Regions from separate parts of the Homo sapiens genome. Here regions 1, 2 and 4 are each linked to region 3. A link is a contact called in ENCODE Hi-C or POLR2A ChIA-PET data. All regions are on one chromosome and are shown on one strand. The core of a region is the stretch at or near the end of the contact, and the rest is flanking DNA. Distances in the headings are between cores, read along the strand shown.

Evidence for each region. A loop is a pair of places that touch in the nucleus more often than their neighbours do. ChIA-PET counts read pairs that join two places held with the same protein, here RNA polymerase II (POLR2A). Pooled maps may share reads with other maps.
Region 1: a map of gastrocnemius medialis shows a loop between it and region 3 (2.7-fold over the local background). The contact joins the promoter of NOP16 here to the promoter of ZNF346 in region 3. A Hi-C loop is called at or near these places in 1 of 168 maps with a recorded cell type or tissue (gastrocnemius medialis), 2 of 37 single-sample maps with no recorded cell type and 9 of 50 pooled maps. POLR2A ChIA-PET finds 5 or more read pairs at or near these places in 2 of 52 experiments (WTC11 and activated CD4-positive, alpha-beta T cell).
Region 2: a loop to region 3 is called in a pooled map, with 4 times the contacts of the local background. The contact joins the promoter of TMED9 here to the promoter of ZNF346 in region 3. A Hi-C loop is called at or near these places in 1 of 37 single-sample maps with no recorded cell type and 6 of 50 pooled maps.
Region 4: a map of naive thymus-derived CD4-positive, alpha-beta T cell shows a loop between it and region 3 (3-fold over the local background). The contact joins the promoter of FAM193B here to the promoter of ZNF346 in region 3. A Hi-C loop is called at or near these places in 1 of 168 maps with a recorded cell type or tissue (naive thymus-derived CD4-positive, alpha-beta T cell) and 5 of 50 pooled maps. POLR2A ChIA-PET finds 5 or more read pairs at or near these places in 1 of 52 experiments (endothelial cell of umbilical vein).

Annotation. Positions count from the first base shown.
Region 1 is chr5:176,386,912-176,390,295 of GRCh38, reverse strand. It overlaps NOP16 (NOP16 nucleolar protein), which reads left to right and starts at 1,698. Exons shown (of 5, transcript NM_016391.8): 1 at 1,698-1,863; 2 at 1,953-2,061. The coding sequence starts at 1,757. It overlaps HIGD2A (HIG1 hypoxia inducible domain family member 2A), which reads right to left and starts at 1,545. Exons shown (of 2, transcript NM_138820.4): 1 at 1,323-1,545; 2 at 535-965. The coding sequence starts at 1,476. The coding sequence ends at 799. It also overlaps a transcript of ARL10 not described here. RefSeq lists enhancers at 343-1,026, 848-1,067, 1,268-1,587, 860-2,059, 1,711-2,394.
Region 2 is chr5:177,590,308-177,593,452 of GRCh38, reverse strand. TMED9 (transmembrane p24 trafficking protein 9) reads right to left here and starts at 1,250. Exons shown (of 5, transcript NM_017510.6): 1 at 1,055-1,250; 2 at 778-878. The coding sequence starts at 1,238. RefSeq lists an enhancer at 1-45.
Region 3 is chr5:177,020,848-177,024,246 of GRCh38, reverse strand. ZNF346 (zinc finger protein 346) reads right to left here and starts at 1,551. Exons shown (of 7, transcript NM_012279.4): 1 at 1,334-1,551. The coding sequence starts at 1,508. It also overlaps a transcript of UIMC1 not described here. RefSeq lists enhancers at 773-1,309, 1,737-1,786, 1,310-1,847 and a silencer at 1,187-1,336.
Region 4 is chr5:177,553,313-177,556,536 of GRCh38, reverse strand. FAM193B (family with sequence similarity 193 member B) reads left to right here and starts at 1,974. Exons shown (of 9, transcript NM_001190946.3): 1 at 1,974-2,288. The coding sequence starts at 2,079. FAM193B-DT (FAM193B divergent transcript) reads right to left here and starts at 1,909. Exons shown (of 3, transcript XR_941274.3): 1 at 1,608-1,909. RefSeq lists enhancers at 1,716-1,865, 1,886-2,045, 1,772-2,275 and silencers at 2,156-2,365, 2,696-2,805.

The DNA of each region.
Region 1 (3,384 bases), core at 449-2,948, 630 kb after region 3:
AGTCTGAAAAACTGCTGGCTAGACCAGTATTTTTCAAATGGCATTACTCTAGGCCCACTGAACTAGAATCTCAAGGAGTGACCTTGAGATTCTTTTTTTTTTTTTTTTTTTTTGAGATGGAGTTTTGCTCTTGTTGCCCAGGCTGAAGTGCAATGGCGCGATCTCAGCTCACCACAACCTCCGCCTCCCGGGTTCAAGTGATTCTCCTGCCTCAGCCTCGCGAGTAGCTGGGATTACAGGCACGCAACACCACGCCCAGCTAATTTTGTATTTTTAGTAGAGATGGGGTTTCTCCATGTTGGTCAGGCTGGTCTTGAACTCTTGACCTCAGGTGATCCGCTCGCTTCGGCCTCCCAGAGTGCTGGGATTACAGGTGTGAGCCACTGCGCCTGGCCAAATCTCTGCTTTCAAAGTGCCCTGGGTGGCTGTTACTAGGAAAGTTCGGGAATCACTAGACTACACGATTTCTAAGCACCACTCCAAAGTCCGTTTCCTCCAAAATCAAAGACCAAAAACCATGGGGATGATACTGAATTAAATACAAGTGGATTTTTAGAGTTTATTAAGCAGGGGAGTGGAGGGGAGATGTGGCACAAATAGAAGTATGTAACATTCAAACAACAGCATCTAGGATTTTTGAAAAAACTTTCGGTTACAGTTACACAAAGGGTCACTTCCTCCCCAGCGACACATGGGCCTCTCAAAGGAGAGGAGGGAGTAAGTCCCACGGTAGGGCCAGTGGTTGCTCCCTGGGTTTTGGAATCATTTCTGCGGAGCTTTCAAGGCCAGACCCTGGGCTTAGGGTCGAGACTTCATAGCAGTGACAGCCAGACCCAGCAAGATGGCTGCGACCGTGAAACCCTGGGCGGCGATCCGGGTGCGCATCATGAGCTGAGAGCGCTGGCTGTTGCCCCGGTGGAAGGAGTAGAGGCCGTAGGTGAGGGCGGCCGCCGTGGCCAGGCAACCTGAGGAGGGGACAAAGCAACTGGGAAACAGCAGGTCGGGCCCCGCAGGTCATTCCCCGCTTTGGGTCTCGCTTCCCCAAAGCCAAGATCTCTGGATCACAGCGGAGGGAGGGCGGCGAGGGTAGGTCGAGTCGAGGTCTTCCTAGTTACAGAGTCCTCCCAATCTTAGGCCCCAAATCCCGCCCCCTAAACCCGCTGCTCCCGCTCCAATCAGTTTCGCCCCTCACCGCCCCGCCCCCTCGTCTCTTCTCTAGTCCGCTCTCCTTCCGCTCCCCGCTAGCGCTCTGGTCCTTCTCTACTTCCTTCCCTCCGACATCACTGTCCTCTCCTTGTGCAGTTCCTACCGCACCCACTTACCTATGGGTACCACCGGGTTCTCGCGGGTCTTGCGAACGAACTTTTCCTTGAAACTCTCTGGATTCCTGTAAACAGTGGGGCTCAGCCCCTCAATGACTGGAGGCTTCGATGGTTCAAAGGGGACCTCCGGAATCACAGGGCCGGGAGTCGCCATGTCCGGGCCACAGCAGCAGGAGAAAATCGGGACTCCGACCTCAGCCTCCCGGTGAAGGTCATGAAAGGGGCGGGGAAACGAATAAATTGAGCCTTGTACGCAGGCGCAAATGCTCGTTGCATCCTGGGAGTCGTAGTGCTCAGCACGGTAGTGCTACAAAAGGACTACATTTCCCCAAATGCCCGCAAAGCCTTGTGCACGCCTTCCGGAAGGAGTTTGTTACACGAGGTCTGAGAGACAGAGGCAGCGTGTTTGAGCTGCTGGTGCGGTGGTCAGCGCGATGCCCAAGGCCAAGGGCAAAACCCGGAGGCAGAAGTTTGGTTACAGTGTCAACCGAAAGCGTCTGAACCGGAATGCTCGACGGAAGGCAGCGCCGCGGATCGAATGGTGAGGGGGCTGGGGTTCCGGGTGGCCGTGGGCCTCGGCCGGGACGGTCCGCGAGATGACGGATCCGCGATGTCTCTCTTTGCCGGTAGCTCCCACATCCGACATGCCTGGGACCACGCTAAATCGGTACGGCAGAACCTGGCCGAGATGGGGTTGGCTGTGGACCCCAACAGGGCGGTGCCCCTCCGTAAGAGAAAGGTACTGACATGGCAGGGTCTCGGTCCTTGTCTTCTTTACTCTTCCCCCGCCATACTGACCTAGGTGTCAGAACGTGGTACTGCCCATTCCTTCCCTCAGGCCCTTCCGAGTTTTCGACCTCCCCACAGTCAGAACGCTCAACTGACGTTGAGCAAGGGTCTCTTTACGACCTTCGTCACACTCCCTCCCCAGCACACATTCCCCATACCCCCTCTACTCAGTCTTTTTTCTCTGAAATTAACCCATTAGCATCTCAACGGTATTTTCCTTAATTTATCTTTTTCTACCCTTAACTTTCCTAATTAGTACTCCCTAAGAGTTGGAGATCTTTACTTACACCTTTTCTTTGTTATTCAATCATCCTTGGTCTGAGGCTTCCCTAGGCTTCCCTGACTGCAGTCTCCTTCCCGGGTTCAAGCTATATCCCACCTCAGCGTCCCAAATAGCTGGGATTATAAGCGTGTGCCACCATACCCGGCTGATTTTTGTGGTTTTAGTAGAGGCAGGGTTTCGCTATGTTGGCCAGGCTGGGCCTCAAGTGATCCGCCTGGCCCCCTGGAGGCTTCAACAACTATTAAAAGAATCCAGGTTCCCAAAAGAAAAGCAAGCAATTCATCTTTCTCTGCCTGCCTATCTATAAAATGGGTATAACACTCCTTGCCTTAGGGACTATCTAACTGTGTGGCTGTAGCCTCACATTTATTCAAGAAATGGTAGTGCCATTTTCCTCTGGCATGAAAGAATAAAAAGAAACTTGCCTAAGGCAATGGAACAAATTCATTCGCGAAGCCCATTCATTAGGTTAACTACTTATTGAGAACATGTCACATCCTAAGCACCCTGGGGATTTAATAGAGAACAAAACACAAAGTCCTTGTCACCAAGATTGTGTTGGGGGTAAAAGGCACAGACGGATTACTTGAGGCCAGGAGTTTGAGACCGGCCTGGCCAACATGGCAAAACCCCATCTCTACTAAAAACACAAAATTTAGCTGGGCATGGTGGCGCATGATTGTAATCCCAGCTACTTGAGAGGCTGAGGCAGGAGATCACTTGAACCCGGGGGGAGGTTGCAGTCAACCAAGATTGTGCCACTGCATTTGAACCTGGGCAACAGAATGAGACTCTGTCTCAAAAAGAAAAAGAAAAAAAAAAAGAGAGAGAGAGAGAAAAAGCCTCCAGGGCATTAGTTCTCATTGTTACCTACTTCTACCTAACCGTGGGCAGGGATTCTTATGGGTTAGTAGTTGTGTTGGGATAAGCAGGAGTCTATAACTTTCCCTCATCAAAGATCCTTCTGGTCTCAAGGGCTCTGTTCTCTGC
Region 2 (3,145 bases), core at 1-2,500, 570 kb before region 3:
GAGAGTCTGACATTAGGGTGGCAAGTGACTGACTGCTCTTGGGAAGGGCTTTCCTTTATAGCTTATGCCCTTTCAACTTTTTTGGTGTGAGTTGTTTTTTGGGGGGTTCTTTTTTGTTTTTGTTTTTGAGACAGAGTCTCACTCTGTCGTCCTGGCTGGAGTGCAGTGATGCTATCTCAGCTCACTGCAGCCTCAGCTTCCCAGGTTCAAGCAATTATCGTGCCTTAGCCTCCCAAGTATCTGGTATTAGAGGTGTGCGCCACCACACCCGGCTCATTTTTTTTTTTTTTTTTTTTTGTATTTTTACTAGAGACGGGGTTTGCCAGACGGAGGTTGCCCAGGCCGGTCCTGAACTCCCGGCCTCAAGTGATCCACCCGCCTCGGCATCCCAAAGTGCTGGGATTACAGGCAAGAGCCACCACACCCCGCCATGAGTTTTTTAACGAAAAGTGACAGAAGGTGAGAGCTGAAGGGTTTTGCCGTTCGTTTTAATATCCTTACTTGGGAAGATTAAAAGCTGCTCATTTTGTGGGGAAAGTATCATGTTCTGTGAAATCTTAAAGTCTAGATGACTTTAAGAGTTGACAAAACTCTTTGATTTTTATCACCACAATTAATCCGCCCATTTCACAGACCGGGCGGGGTCTGCAAGTCAGCAGGATATTCCCACAACATCAACTGTCTCTCCCACTTTAGCAGATGCAGGAACTAGAAGAGGAAGTACCGGAGCCCGCCTAGCTGAGAGGCTGGCGGAGAGGAGGGGGGCGGTTGGCTCACCTTGTCCTCTGGGTCCTTCACCTCCACAAACATGCCAAGCCCCGGGGTGGCCGGCTGGTACTCCTCCCGCTGCTTGTCATACAGCTGCGTCCGGTAGTTTCCTTGAGGGAAGCAGGGCGAGCCCAGGTCAGAGGAGCGCGAGGTGGCATGGGTTCCGCGACCGCCTGGGCACGGCGAGGCCGTCTCCTCCCGGCTCTAGAGAGCTGACTGTCTCGCATCCCCCGCCCCAAGACCACGGTCACGTTCCAAACTCGCCCCTTCCTCCCCGCCCCCGCACCTATGACCATGGTCTCGTCCGGGATCTCCTCAATAAAGCACTTCTTCTCCGTCTCTCCGATGTGAAAGTAGAGCGCGCTTCCGCGCGTCGCCAGCCACAGCACCAGCAGGAGGGTCCGCATCACTCTACCCAGCCCGGTTCCGGGCCGGGGCCGGACGAGCAGCACGCCCAGCTCCACAGCCATCTTGCTCCACCTGCCTGCGCAGCCGCAGCCGGCCGCGCCACGTCGCCCTGCCGCCGCCGCGGTGCCTGCCGGGACCGCGAGTTCCGCCGGGTGGACCACAAATCCCGAGATGTCCCGCGGCCCTGGCGCGGCAGTACCTGATTGGGGCGCGGCTTTTACCTGAGAGAGAGCGGGTGCCCTAGAATAAAAACTTATTTCCGTTGACTCTCTTCATGGCCTGGCAACTGACGATGGTTACCAGCTTTTCATAGATGAAACTGAGGTCGTTTGTTTGAGGTTGCGGAGCGAATTGCGAACAGAGACAGGATTCGAACCTAGGATCCCTGACTTTCCTTGGCACAGCATCTACCAGTCTTGATTTGCTTCTACCTTTAAAAATGAATTTAAAGAGAACGACCAAATAATGCACAAATGTATTATCAAAAAAGATTAAAAGAAATAAAAGGCAAGGTCTCCCATTACCACTTCTTTGTCCTCATACCCTGTCCACTCCTAAATCGGGTGTTACCCTCTCAAGCATTTCTCCGATCACACACACACACAAACACACACACAGCCTCTGCTGCCAGATCCCAACTGCAATGGCTCGTTACTAGCAATTCTACAGAAATAGAAAGGATCATAAGAGAGTACTATGAGCAAATATAAGCCAACAAATTGGATAACGTAGATGAAATGGACAAATTCATAGAAATGCAAAACTGACTCAGAATAGATAATATAATCTGAATAAACCTATAACTAGTGAGGAGATTGAATCAGTAATTTAAAAAAAATCATCCTTACTTAATATAGTTAAGATGTCAATACTATCCAAAGCAATCTACAGATTTAATGCAATTCCTGTCAAAATCCCAATGACATTTTTTGTAGAAACAGAGAAACTCATTCTACAATTCATATACTCTCAAGGGATTTCGATTAGCCAAAACAATCCTGAAAAATAAGAATAAAGCTGAAGAACTCACACTTCCTGATTTCAAAACTTACTTCCAAGCTTCAGTCATCAAGACAGTGTGGTACTGGCATATAGACAGACATATAGACCAATGGAATACAATAGAGAGCCCCAAGATATGCCCTCCCATATATGGTCAAATAATTTTTAACAAGGAGACCAAGCCCATTCAATGCGGGGAGGAGGGACAGTCTTTCTAACAAATGGTGCTGGGAAAACTGGATATCCACATGCAAAAAAGTGAAGGTGGTTCCTTCTCTAACACCATAGATAAAAATTCACCCAAAAAGACCCACAACTTTTAAAATCCCAAAGCATAAAACTCATAGAAAACATATGGCAAAGGGTTTACCACATCGGATTTGGCAACAGACTTCCTGGATATGACACTAAAGGCACAGGCAACAAAAGAAAAAATAGACAAATTGGACTTTATGAAAATTAAAACATTTTGTGCATCAAAAGACTCTGTAGCAGAGTAAAGAGGCAACCCACAGAATGGAAGAAAATATTTGCAAATCATATATCTGACAAAGGATTAATATCCAGAATATGCAGAGACTCCTAAAACTCAGCAACAAAATAAGAACAATCTCATTCAAAAACCACAACAAAGGGCTTGAATAGACATTTCTCCAGTGATCAACAAGTGGCCAGTGAGCACATGAAAAGATACTCAACATCACTAATCATTAGAGAAACACAAATCACAATGAGATAAAGAACAATGAGATACTACGTCATATACCCATTAAGATGGCCACTAGAAAAAAAAAAAGGAAAAGAAAGAAACTACAAGCATTGGCAAGGATGTGGGGAAATTGAACCCTTGTGCACTGTTGGTGGGAATGTAAAATGGTACAGACACTGTGGAAAACCGTATAATGATTCCTCAAAAAAGTGAAAATAGGCTGGGCATGGTGGCTTACGCCTATAATTCCAGCGCTTT
Region 3 (3,399 bases), core at 302-2,801:
CCTGGGTGACAGAGTGAGACTCTCTCAAAAAAAAAAAAAAAAAAAAGGAGAGAGGGCCCCAGAAATAGTGTGTGTGTGTGTGTGTGTGTATACATAAAATACTTACAAGTGTATATAAAAATATATATACAGATTTATGTGTGTATATATTATATATATACATTTATGTGTGTGTATATTATATATACGCATACACACACACCATTTCTGGGGCCCTGTCTCCTTCTTTTTTATATATAATATACATTATATATATATATAAACTTAGGAGACAGGCTAGACTTGTTTTTAAATTGGAGAAGTATATACCAGGGTATAGGTCTGTGTACCTTCCTTAGATATGGTCAAAATTTCAATTTTATCCAATTTTATCCAGGGCAGTCAGTTCACAAATAGCATATTAAACTTTCGAAGACAAGTCTGCTCAGCAAGCAAACAAATCACTGGAGAAATCTGATTTCCCTCCAGATACCTGACAAGGTTAGCAGAGAAGCCCAGATAGAGTTCTTGTACATCTGGGTTAGCATCAAGCAGCTGGCTCTGTAAAGGACAGTGAAGGGAGTCACACAAGCAGGTCAGGACAGCTCTTTTCCATCCTTCTCTTTCTTTCATCCCATCTTACCCAGTCTCAGGTCAAGTGCAGAGCAAGCTGGGGCGCTTCGGCCCAGGAGTGACCCCTAACGTGGCTTTGCATACACTGTTCTCAGCAACTTTGGGTCAAGTGTAGGACACAAAGAAGCTGGAGCCAAAGCAAACCCAGACCAGTTTCTCAGGCTCCTTGTCCCCACCTTAGAATAAGGGACCCAGCAAGTAGAGGCCAGAGAGCTAAAAACGGGTAAGCCAGGGCTCAGTCATCAAGACCAGGAGGAACCCAGGGGGTAAGGAGAAGGCCTTCCAGAGCCCTCGGAAGTGTGGGGCTTGAGAGAAGGGAGGCGAGAGGCCCTAGGAGGAAATCTGGAGATTGGGACGATGGGGAGTCAAGGAGTGGTGAGGGGCACTCGGCTTGGCTTACCGGGATGGCAAAGACTGTAGGTCTCCGACAGGACGAGTATAGGGATGACAGTCCTCGAATGTGGGAAAAACTGCGCTGTAGTGAATGATGAAGGAGGAGGAGGAAAACCCAGGGCCTGAGCGTGAGCGGCCCTTCACCCTCAGCGCGCTGGGGGCCCGATTCTTGGGGTGCCCGCGCCCGGATGGGGAGCACAAGTCTGGGGGTCCCGGGGCGCAGCACGCAAGGAGGCGGGCCAGGGGGTGTGACCGTCGGCGCTTCCGCAGTTCCCCGCGAGCCGCGCAGCGGGCGAGGGGCTTTCTGCCTCCAAAGCCCCCGACTCACCTTCCTCTCTACCCACCGGCTGGGCACCGGACACGGCTTCCCACAGGCGGCGCGCCCTCTCGCGGTCAAAGCGCACCCCGTCCGGCTCCTGGCCCTCCAGCAACTCCGAGCTGCTGTAAGGCCCGGCCGCTCCGCCGTCCGCGGCCTGCACCGTGGCCGGCGCGGGATACTCCATCTTCCCCGCAAACCCTCACCGGTAGAGAGCCTCTCAGGCGCCTAGGTATCGCGAGATTTGGTGGGTGGTACTTGGCCCAGCCAACAAATCTCGCGAGGTTTGGGCGCTGCACCCGCGCTGCCGTGCGGGACCCCGCGCTTATTTTGCTTTGCTACCTCTGGTACCTCAGAGCGTGTGCCGTGGATTCGGAAACCTGTCGCTGATTCCGCAGCAGTGACCCCCCCCTCCCGGAGAGGCTCGTGTGGTTTTGGCTCATGGCTCTCACCTTGCTCACGGTCAGCCCTTGATACTTTTCATTTCGTTCTCAAGGTCCCGTTATGTGGGAGTGTTTTCGCCATTTCATTCACAGGGAAACTGAGGCCCAGAACCTAAAAATGGTTAACTCAAGAGCTCGCTACTAGTAAGTAGTAGTACAGCTAAGGTTCCATATTACTGCTAATAATACATACTATTTGTTGAGTTCCAAGTGCCAGCTCCCAGCTCTGATCTTCCCCGAGACTCCGGACCTGTATACATCCAGTTGCCTCTTCCACAGTTCACTCGAATGGCTAATAGGCTTCTCCAATGTAGCTGTCAGACCCCAAATTTTATCTTCCAACCCCAGAGCTGCTCCTTCCCGTGTCTTTGGGAGCCACCATCTCTTGCCTAGGTTATTGTAGTAGCAACCTCACTGGCATTCCCAGCACAGCAGTTCCAGGAATCCTCTTATGACAAGTCAGATCATGACGCTTAGGTTCTCAAATCCTCCAACAGCTTCCCATCTCACTCTTAGTAAAAGCCAAAGTCCGGCCAGGCGCGGTGGCTCACGCCTGTAATCCCAGCACTTTGGGAGGCTAAGGGGGGGCGGATCACCTGAGGTCCGGAGTTCGAGACCAGCCTGACCAACATGGAGAAACCCCGTCTCTACTAAAAATACAAAATTAGACGGGTGTGGTGGCACATGCCTGTAATCCCATCTACTCGGAGGCTGAGCCAGGAGAATGGCTTGAACCCGGGAGGCAGAGGTTGCTGTGAGCCGAGCTGGCGCCATTGCACCCCAGCCTGGGCAACAAGAGCGAAACTCCGACTAAAAAAAAAAAAAGCCAAAGTCCTTACTTCGACCAACAAGGCCCTGTACAATCTGACTTCCCTTAACCTCCCTGATCCTGATGTGTTACTCAGTCCCCAACTCCTTAATTCCTGTCCCAGTTATCCAGGCCTCCTGGGGTGAATTTCTCTCATATATCTTCATGGCTCAGTCTCCCACTTCCTTCTCTGGCTACTCTATCTAAAATACCTTGTCTGGCTATCCCATCTAAAATGTTACTTTTCCACACACACTTCATGTCCTTCTTTCCTGCTTTATTTCTTTTATATTTTACCTTTTATCTTGCTTATTGTCTGTCTCCCGACTAGAAGGCAAGCCCCAGGAAGGCAGGGATTTTTGTCTCTTTTCTTTTCTTTCTTTTTTTAAATTGTTTTTGAGGCAGAGTTTTGCTCTGTCGCCAGGTTGGAGTGCAGTGACGCGATCTCGGCTCACTGCAGCTTCCGTCTCCCGGGTTCAAGCAATTCTCCAGCCTCAGCCTCCTGAGTAGCTGGGATTACAGGCACATGCCACGGCACCCAGCTAATTTTTATATTTTTGGTAGAGACGGGGTTTCACTATGTTAGCTAGGCTGATCTCAAACTCCTGATCTCATAATCTGCCTGCCTCGGGCTCCCAAAATGCTGAGATTACAGGCACATGCCACCTTGCGTAGCCTTTTGTCTCTTGTCATTGCACCTGAATCTCCAGCACTTTGAAATAGAACCTGGACCCTCCTAGGTATATACAAAACATTTGTTTAATGAATGAAGCTTTTAATATTACTAGCTTATTTCAACCTCATTTTTTCAAATACTTATGGAGAAT
Region 4 (3,224 bases), core at 725-3,224, 530 kb before region 3:
AGCCCCAGCCCAAGTATTGCACCTCTTCCCTAGTAGGGAGTGTGATCTACAGCAGCTTTCCCTTCACTTTGTACGAAATATCTCAACATATCCCAGACTCCTAGATGGCTTACTGCGAGGCCCCTATATATTTGTGAGATTTATTATCCATCCTCTGGCACACACATCATGCCTTACCAAATCATCCAGGATATCTGCTATTCCCTTTTCTTAAGGTCCATCAAGATGATGTCATCAGTGCCTCAGCAGATTAGCCTGATATCCATTAGAATGGAGATTTAGTAAAAAAAATCCCTGTAAACTGGCAGGGTGCAGTGGCTCCGCCTGTAATCCTAGCACTTTGGGAGGCCGAGGCAGGTGCATCACCTGAGGTCAAGAATTCGAGACCAGCCTGGGCAATACGGGGAAACCCCGTCTCTACTAAAAATACAAAAAAATTAGGGGGCGTGGTAGCATGTGCCTCTAATCCCAGCTAATCTGGAGGCTGAGGCACGAGAATCCCTTGAACCCAGGAGGCGGAGGTTGCAGTGAGCTGAAATTGCGCCACTGCACTCCAGCCTGGGAGATAGAGTGAGACTCTGTCATTAAAAAAAAAAAAAAAAAAAATCCCTGTAAACTAAGTGGCTGGGTCCAGAGTGTGACATACCCTGAAGCAAGACAGTGAGGGTTTACCGCTGCCCCTGCCAGATCAATGCAAGGGATTCCTGGTGTTTGGTACAGAAGAATAACCATTGACCAGACCTCTTGTTGCCTATTAGAGACCAACAACTGTGCTGATCTGTCCCAAGAAGGACCGCATCTGGAAGAATGCCTGCAGTTGGGGTTCTTACCAGAATAAGTAAGTTTATCATAATGCTCTGTTGTTCTTCAAGGCCGTCTCTCTTCTGTTCTGGGCAAACTGAAGAGGTAATGGTGATGTGATGGGACTCACCCTGCGTCTTTCAAATCTTTGATAGTGGCATTAATCCCTGGGTGAGATAAGGTACTATTTTTGATTTATTTTCTTGGTAGTTAAGGAGAGCTCCAGGGCCTTCCATGTAGCTCTTCCTTTCAAAATAGCCCTTGCCCCATGGGTTAGGAAGCCAGTGTCAGGATTCCGCCCCTGTTGATACCAATAGCAACTCTGCATATAACCACAATTTCAGAGTACATAGCCCAGGCATGAGACAGACTTCACTCAAAACTTTTTTTTTTTAATCTGTGCCATGTACATGTATTATACAGTATATTCACAAAAAGAGGGGGGAAATTCCATTTTTAACAATTAAATACATAATTATTAAGTTTTAAAAATTCTCCTTTGTGTACCACTCCAAAATCCTCTCCTGCACATACTATTTTTTTGGAAACACCTAGTCGTCTCATCGTTATCACACCGGTTGTAACTATGTACCTACGTGTCTACCTTCCCCATCAGACTCGGGAACAAGGAGTCGGGTTTGAGTCCCACTGTCCCAAGCACAGAACGCTGGACTCCCAGTAGACCATATGTTGCAAATAAAGACCTTCGTCCCTTTCAACTCAGGCCGTCCACGAGCCCAGGAGTTCCAACAAAATGATGTACAGCAACCTTTTCCAGGCCTTTATGTTGCCTCAATATTTCTCACCTGCAAAATGGGAATGATCCGTACCTGCCTCGCTGTGCTGTCGGAAGGAGTCAGACGATGGGTGTGAAAGTATTGTAACACTATAGAAATTAATTCACTCATCCATTTAACAGGCAATTATTAAGTGCTAGGGTGGTGCAGCGCGATTACCACCGCATTACACGCGTTCCTCCAGCAGGTTGCATCCTTCCCGTCCCGCGTAGGGGGGGAAGGGCGTCTCCCCACCAAGTTTTTCTCCCAGCGAACTCCGGGTGGTGACCTTATTCAAAATGGCGCAGGCGGCCTCGGGGGCTAGTGCGGCGGCGCGGACTCCGCGTGCCCTCTGACCTGTTGGCAGCAGGCGGAGGGGGGGAACCGGGCGCCGCCATATTGGCTGTTGTCCTGTGAGGGGAGCGGTAGCGGCGGCGGCGGCGGCGGCGGCGGCGGCGGCGGCGGCGGCGTGTGGAGCGAGGGAGCGGCGCGAGCGGCGGCATGACGCGGAGGCGGAGCAGGCCGAGCGGCGGTGCGGGCAGGCGCGAGCGGGCTCGGGCCGCGGGGCCGCAGAAGCCCCAGGCGCCCGAGCCCCCGCCGCCGCCAAGCCTGGAGGCGGGAGCGGGTGCAGGCCCTCCGGAGGCGCCGGCGGAGCCCGACCACGACGGCCCCAGGGAGGATGACGAACCCAACCTGGTGCCCGGCCCGCAGGTAGGAGCGAGCGGGGAGACTTCGGCGGCTCGGGCGCTTTCACCTTCCCCGAGCGGGAGCGGGAGTGGGGCGGGGTTGGGGATGGGCCATCCTGCCGCGGCTGGGGTAGCAGCCTTCCCCCGGGTCCGGCGCCGAAGCTTTCTCCCCCGGGGCGGGAATGGAGGCTGGACCCCTCTCCCCAAAGCCGAGGCTCGGTCCGCGCTCCTGCGACTAGGCTGAAGCTGCTCCCCTCTCCCCGCCGCCTCCGGGCGTTCCGGCCGTACACCCACACTGGGACTGGGACTGGGACTGGGCTGTGATCCCGAGGCCGCAGCTCCGCTCTCGGCCCGCCACCTCCCCCGGGCCCACCTGCTCCCTCAGCCACAGGCCATCTCGGGGCTCTGGGACTGGACGACTGCAGCCTCTTCCCTCTGCCCCCGGGAACGGCTCCACTCCGTCCCCTGCAGCGCCTGCAGCCGCGGCCCCCTCAGCAGCTGTGTCTCCTGGCGCCTCCTCGCCATACCCAGCAGAGCAGTTGGAGCAGACAGCCAGGCTGCCCGGAGGAGTTTTTGGTGGGGTTTCTGCACTGAGGTGGAAACCCAGCAGAACCTGCCCTTCTTCCCTCCCCTGCTCCGCAAGGCAGCCCACCCCGACCTTGAGATCCCAGGTTTGGAGAATCCTGCTGAGAGCGAACAGTAGGAGGATTCCCCAAAGCTTCCAGCTTGCCACCTGGAAGAAGGTCACTTTCTTTTGAGCAAAGGAGATAACGGGAGGTACCCTGCCAAAGTTCACTGAGAGGCGGGGGTGACATGGGCCACGGTTGCTCTGGGAGGGTTGTGGCACTCGGGGCTGGGTGGCTCTCCCTAAGCTTGCTCTGACAAAAGAGTTTTGAGTTGGTCTTTTGGCTGAGCCTGCCCAGGAAGGCAGGCTCCTGCAGGAGTCTTGGAGGGTCGGATG